2 separate regions of the Homo sapiens genome follow, and region 1 is linked to region 2. The links are chromatin contacts, found by Hi-C or POLR2A ChIA-PET in ENCODE. All regions are on one chromosome and are shown on one strand. Each heading gives the region's core, a stretch centred on a gene start or an enhancer-like site at or near the end of the contact. The rest is flanking DNA. Distances are from core to core; before and after follow the strand shown.

The links. Hi-C counts contacts between places; a loop is a spot of excess contacts on that map. ChIA-PET counts read pairs that join two places held with the same protein, here RNA polymerase II (POLR2A). Pooled maps may share reads with other maps.
Region 1: a map of left ventricle myocardium inferior shows a loop between it and region 2 (5-fold over the local background). The contact joins the enhancer-like site here to the promoter of IGFBP-AS1 in region 2. A Hi-C loop is called at or near these places in 14 of 168 maps with a recorded cell type or tissue (IMR-90, adrenal gland, heart left ventricle and 7 more), 1 of 37 single-sample maps with no recorded cell type and 21 of 50 pooled maps. POLR2A ChIA-PET finds 5 or more read pairs at or near these places in 6 of 52 experiments (A673, AG04449, AG04450 and 3 more).

Annotation. Positions count from the first base shown.
Region 1 is chr2:217,073,961-217,076,660 of GRCh38, reverse strand. No RefSeq gene overlaps it. Among named protein-coding and RNA genes, the nearest start is that of TESHL, 200 kb to the right of the region's middle. Within about 2 kb of position 1,285, at least 12 of the 41 ENCODE cell types and tissues checked have a DNase peak (open chromatin) inside an H3K27ac peak, as active enhancers do; they include IMR-90, adrenal gland, heart left ventricle and 3 more, where a contact is called at or near this core.
Region 2 is chr2:216,693,026-216,695,725 of GRCh38, reverse strand. IGFBP-AS1 (IGFBP5 antisense RNA 1) reads right to left here and starts at 1,280. Exons shown (of 6, transcript NR_187138.1): 1 at 965-1,280. IGFBP5 (insulin like growth factor binding protein 5) reads left to right here and starts at 177. Exons shown (of 4, transcript NM_000599.4): 1 at 177-1,287. The coding sequence starts at 951.

The sequences.
Region 1 (2,700 bases), core at 36-2,535, 380 kb before region 2:
GAGGGCAAAATAGTGAGACTCAAAGCCCCCAAAATCAAATGGAAAAACATTGCAAATGCATGGCAAAGAATGTGGGGAGAAATAAATGATTTCACCCAGTGGTGGCAGGTCACAAACCTGTATCAGCAATGGTAGGGAGAGATCAGAAGAAAGCTATGCAGGTGGGCAGGTCCAAGGACTGAAGAGAAACAGGGCAATAGAACCAATGTCTCAGATTTCCTCTGCAGAGTGGTCCTGCAAGGTGAAGGCAGGGCATTCTAGACATAAGAGTTTGAAGTCGCAATTGTGATTTATATTCTGCCTAGTGTTTTATGCTTTATTTCATTTTATTTTTATAGTTGCTTTGGGAAATCAGAAGAGCAGGTGTCAGCACCTCATTTACTGATGAGGGAATGAGATCCTAAAGCGATTAAGGGACTCACTAAGGGCACTGAGCAGCCGGGAACACTGGGGAGTAGAATGTGGAATGACCATCAGGGGACCTCCAGCATCTGCTCTGAGGTCTGCTCACAAATTCACCACTTAAAAAAAAAGCATCATATTTTTGATATACTGAAATAAATCTACTCACACAACCTGCCTTTCCCTAAGAATATAATTTCTCACAAAACTAAAATGTATGTGCAATATTTCTATGAGTGGGAAACAAACTAGATGTTGCGAACCGTCGTGAGAGAGGCCATGATAGAAACACAATTTTAAGGAGAAGAGTTCGAAAACTGTCTTGTGCAATTGAGAAAGAGCAGTTAAAATGAAAACTCCATTCTTTGCTCCCTAAACGACTCCCTCAGAAAGAGTCAGTACATAATTGTGTGCCGGGGAAACTATTTTAATTCCGACCCTATCTTAAATGGTTTCTCTTAGAAGGGCTTATGATAACTGCGCTGTCTCAGAATTGCAGCGATTCCCAGCTCTTCCTTAATTGGGGTTGAGTCTTTATTCAGGCACTCAATCCAGCTGCTTGGCTGGGTTTTCATCAGGAAACAAGCTGCTGTATTTGGGGCTGTAATCCCTATCTGAACACACCAAAGGCAGTGAGCTGTGGTGGCTTTCAGTGTAAGAAAGAGAGCAGAGAAGTAGACTCCACCACCACTCAGCTCGATTTGCAGGAGAGGGAGGGGAGAATTAGGACAGAATTAGAATCAGGACTGCTGAGTCCTTTGGAGTCCAGGACGGGGGCTGCCAGCAAGAGAAGGTGCAAGTCAACATGTGCTAAGGCCCAAATGAGCCTTAGCACTTGGCTGGGCCCCACAAAGGTCCTGACAGCAGGGACTACGTGGTACTTACCATGCAAAGATGACTCACACTACAAGGTCAAATAGGAGGATTTCCACAGCACAGACACTAAGGAACTAAGGGATTCAGAGAGGGCTGCATATCAGAGGGGGCTAGGAAGTGCCCATGGAGAAGTCTGGGCAGTGTCCGCGGAGGAAGGCTGGTTGGACGTGTTCCCTGAACAGGGTAGAGAAAAGCAGGAAGGAAATCCCAAGGTAGAGATGGGACGGAAGAATGCTGGGTGTGTGTGGGAAACACTGGGGAGGTCAGTCCTGCTGATAGTGGTGAGTGCTGATGTAGAAGACATATGCTTAGAAGGGGCCTTTGGAATATATTGTGGGAAGCTCAGGGAGAGAGCACTGCCCTCAAAGCCAGCACTGAATCAGGAAGCTGAAGTGTTTCCAACTTTGTCACCACTGGCCATGTGCTCAGTCAAGCTATTTTTTCTCTCTCTGTCTTTCTGGGCCTCAGTTCTATTATTTCTGTAAGAAGGCGGTTAAGAAGACCATCACAATAGCTAATATGACTTATGTTCTCACAGTGAGCCAGGCCTTGCTCTAACATACGTTCACTCACTCCATCCTTAAACCACTGAGGAGGAGGACCTGGGATTATCCCCATTTTACAGATGAGAAAACTGAGACACAGAGAATTAAGTAACTTCTCCCATGATGCAAAGCTTATCAAGTGGAAGAGCTGGGACACAAAAAATCCTACATTCCTCTAGAGCTTGTGTTTTTCTTAACCACTACTCAATGCTGCCTCTTCAAAGTCCTCCCAAACCAGCATGCAAGTGTAAAGTTAAAATGAGCTGTCATCTGCAAAAGTAGGACACGTGACCCTTTTTCCCAAAATGACAAAGTAATGCCTTCCTCCTGTAGCCTGGGCTCACCCCAGACTCCTAATGACCCAGAAGAAAAAGTCACCTGGCTGAGCCCTGAGGCTGGGCCTGCCAGGGGCAGGTGTGTGTGTGTGTGTGTGTGTGTGTGTGTGTGTGTGGTGGGGGGACATTTAGCGATTGTCACTCCAGCCCCTGCAGCATATCTGTTTCAACAATGGCTGCTTATGACATGCTTGGCTTCTGTCCTTGTCATTATTGTGTGCTCCAGTTATGATATGTGTGCTCCAAGAATGATCTGAGGAATAATAATTGAAAGCTATTATTAATACGAACAAAGGCAATAGTAATAGGGATCATGATTGAAGAGCCCTCCAAGGAAGACATGGGTCACAGAACACAGAATTATAAAACACTGTGGTTGGAAGGTTGCTTAGAGATCATCCATCTCAGCCCCCTGATACTACTGATGAGATTGGACTTGAAGAGGCTAAGTCTGCTGCCTGAAGGCACTCAGCTTGTGGCACCAGCTCTGACCAGGACCCACATTTCCTGAATCTATTTACTAAAGATCGTGCTAGAAAAGG
Region 2 (2,700 bases), core at 31-2,530:
GGGGAGCCCCCTTGTGTCTAGAAGGCCTCTCCCCACCCCCACCCCGTGTGAGTTTGTACTGCAAAGCTCCTTGGCATCCTTGCCTGAGTTGGGTGTTGGGAAGCTCAAATTGCAGCTACAAACTGGCTGGCAGCCAGGGGCCGGCTATTTAAAAGCGCCTGCTCTCCCGGAGCCCCGTAGTCTCTTTGGAAACTTCTGCAGGGGAAAAGAGCTAGGAAAGAGCTGCAAAGCAGTGTGGGCTTTTTCCCTTTTTTGCTCCTTTTCATTACCCCTCCTCCGTTTTCACCCTTCTCCGGACTTCGCGTAGAACCTGCGAATTTCGAAGAGGAGGTGGCAAAGTGGGAGAAAAGAGGTGTTAGGGTTTGGGGTTTTTTTGTTTTTGTTTTTGTTTTTTAATTTCTTGATTTCAACATTTTCTCCCACCCTCTCGGCTGCAGCCAACGCCTCTTACCTGTTCTGCGGCGCCGCGCACCGCTGGCAGCTGAGGGTTAGAAAGCGGGGTGTATTTTAGATTTTAAGCAAAAATTTTAAAGATAAATCCATTTTTCTCTCCCACCCCCAACGCCATCTCCACTGCATCCGATCTCATTATTTCGGTGGTTGCTTGGGGGTGAACAATTTTGTGGCTTTTTTTCCCCTATAATTCTGACCCGCTCAGGCTTGAGGGTTTCTCCGGCCTCCGCTCACTGCGTGCACCTGGCGCTGCCCTGCTTCCCCCAACCTGTTGCAAGGCTTTAATTCTTGCAACTGGGACCTGCTCGCAGGCACCCCAGCCCTCCACCTCTCTCTACATTTTTGCAAGTGTCTGGGGGAGGGCACCTGCTCTACCTGCCAGAAATTTTAAAACAAAAACAAAAACAAAAAAATCTCCGGGGGCCCTCTTGGCCCCTTTATCCCTGCACTCTCGCTCTCCTGCCCCACCCCGAGGTAAAGGGGGCGACTAAGAGAAGATGGTGTTGCTCACCGCGGTCCTCCTGCTGCTGGCCGCCTATGCGGGGCCGGCCCAGAGCCTGGGCTCCTTCGTGCACTGCGAGCCCTGCGACGAGAAAGCCCTCTCCATGTGCCCCCCCAGCCCCCTGGGCTGCGAGCTGGTCAAGGAGCCGGGCTGCGGCTGCTGCATGACCTGCGCCCTGGCCGAGGGGCAGTCGTGCGGCGTCTACACCGAGCGCTGCGCCCAGGGGCTGCGCTGCCTCCCCCGGCAGGACGAGGAGAAGCCGCTGCACGCCCTGCTGCACGGCCGCGGGGTTTGCCTCAACGAAAAGAGCTACCGCGAGCAAGTCAAGATCGGTGAGCGCGCTCAGTGTGCCAGTCAGTTACGCGGCGCACGGGCGGGGGACACGAGACCGGCTGGGCCCGCGCGCTTTGCGCAGCAAGTGGCTTCGAGCTGGGGTGCAGCTCGGGAGTAGTCGGGGAGGGTCCTTGCACCCCGGAATTGGAGCCCTGGAGGATCCTGCTACCCGGGGGAACTGTCTAGCCGAGTCTATCCCAGCTTTCGCTCTTTCTCCTTCCTCCTACCCACACGTTGCCCGCCCCCTCCCCCTACTCTGTCCGAATACTGATTCTGAGCTCTTATTCGGTCACAAGGTCCAAATCCCCTGGTACCCTATCTACAGTCTGAAAGAGTGTATGTTACATTATCAACTCCCTCCTCCACCCCCCTCGCGCCCCGCATAGGTTTTTTTCTGAACTTGGAAAAAAAATCTCTTTTGTTAAAATATTATTTTAATTGCGGCCTGGAGAGAGAGGCATTACCTATCTTCTGAGCTAATTCCACCTTTGTCCCTCTTGGCCCCTCCACCCCCGTGCCTCCAGACGTTTCTATCCCTCCACCCCTACACACACACCACAAACACCCCACATCCTTGGTAGCTAATGCCTTTCGGGTGGGAGCCCTGAAGCCCCTCCCATGTGCATAACCATTGCTTTTTATTGAAGATGATTGCCTGTGGTAGATGGTAAAACATATTTAACTGCAAAATGACTTTTATTTTATCCCAGGAAGGGAAAAAAATACTTTAGGAGTGCGGGGGTGCGGGGTGGGGGTGGGGAAGAGTAGAAAGGAAGGGTTTGGTATTCTGTGCCTGGTGTTCGTTTCTGAATCTAATTCCTTTTCCCCCTCTCCAATTCAGATTTTACCTAGGATGAAAGGTGGACATAGGGCTGGGAGGCAAAAGGGGATGTGAGATTCAGAGCTTTCAACTTCCTCGCCTATGCAGATTCCTGGCACCACCACCACCTCCACCCCCGCCCCGCAATTCCTCCCTCCGCAATCCCCCCACCCCGCCCTCCCCAATCTCTTAAACCAGATCACAAGTGGGTGTGGATTAAGTGCATGAGGGGCCCTGGAAACGCAGAATGCAAAATTCAGGGGGCGGAGACAGAAAAGCCACGCACTGGGAGCCTCGCCTCCGCTTGCCCCGCCCCCGGGTTGCGCCGCCCCCAAATTCTCGGCGCCAGGAGTCTAGGGTTGAAATGATTGACACAGCTACTTGTTCAATCAGAACAGTTCTACCCCCTTAGACTGAGTTTCTTTTTGGAAAGAGTTACCTGATCTTTAGTTAAAAAAAAAAAAAGTTAAATAAACTACATAAAAGTCTGGGTTCTAAGACGTCAAACTGGCTATTGATTCTCTCCAAAAGGGGTTAAAACTTGGCTAAACAATGTTTATTTGGCGTAGTTTAGTTACGGAGACAGTTTAGT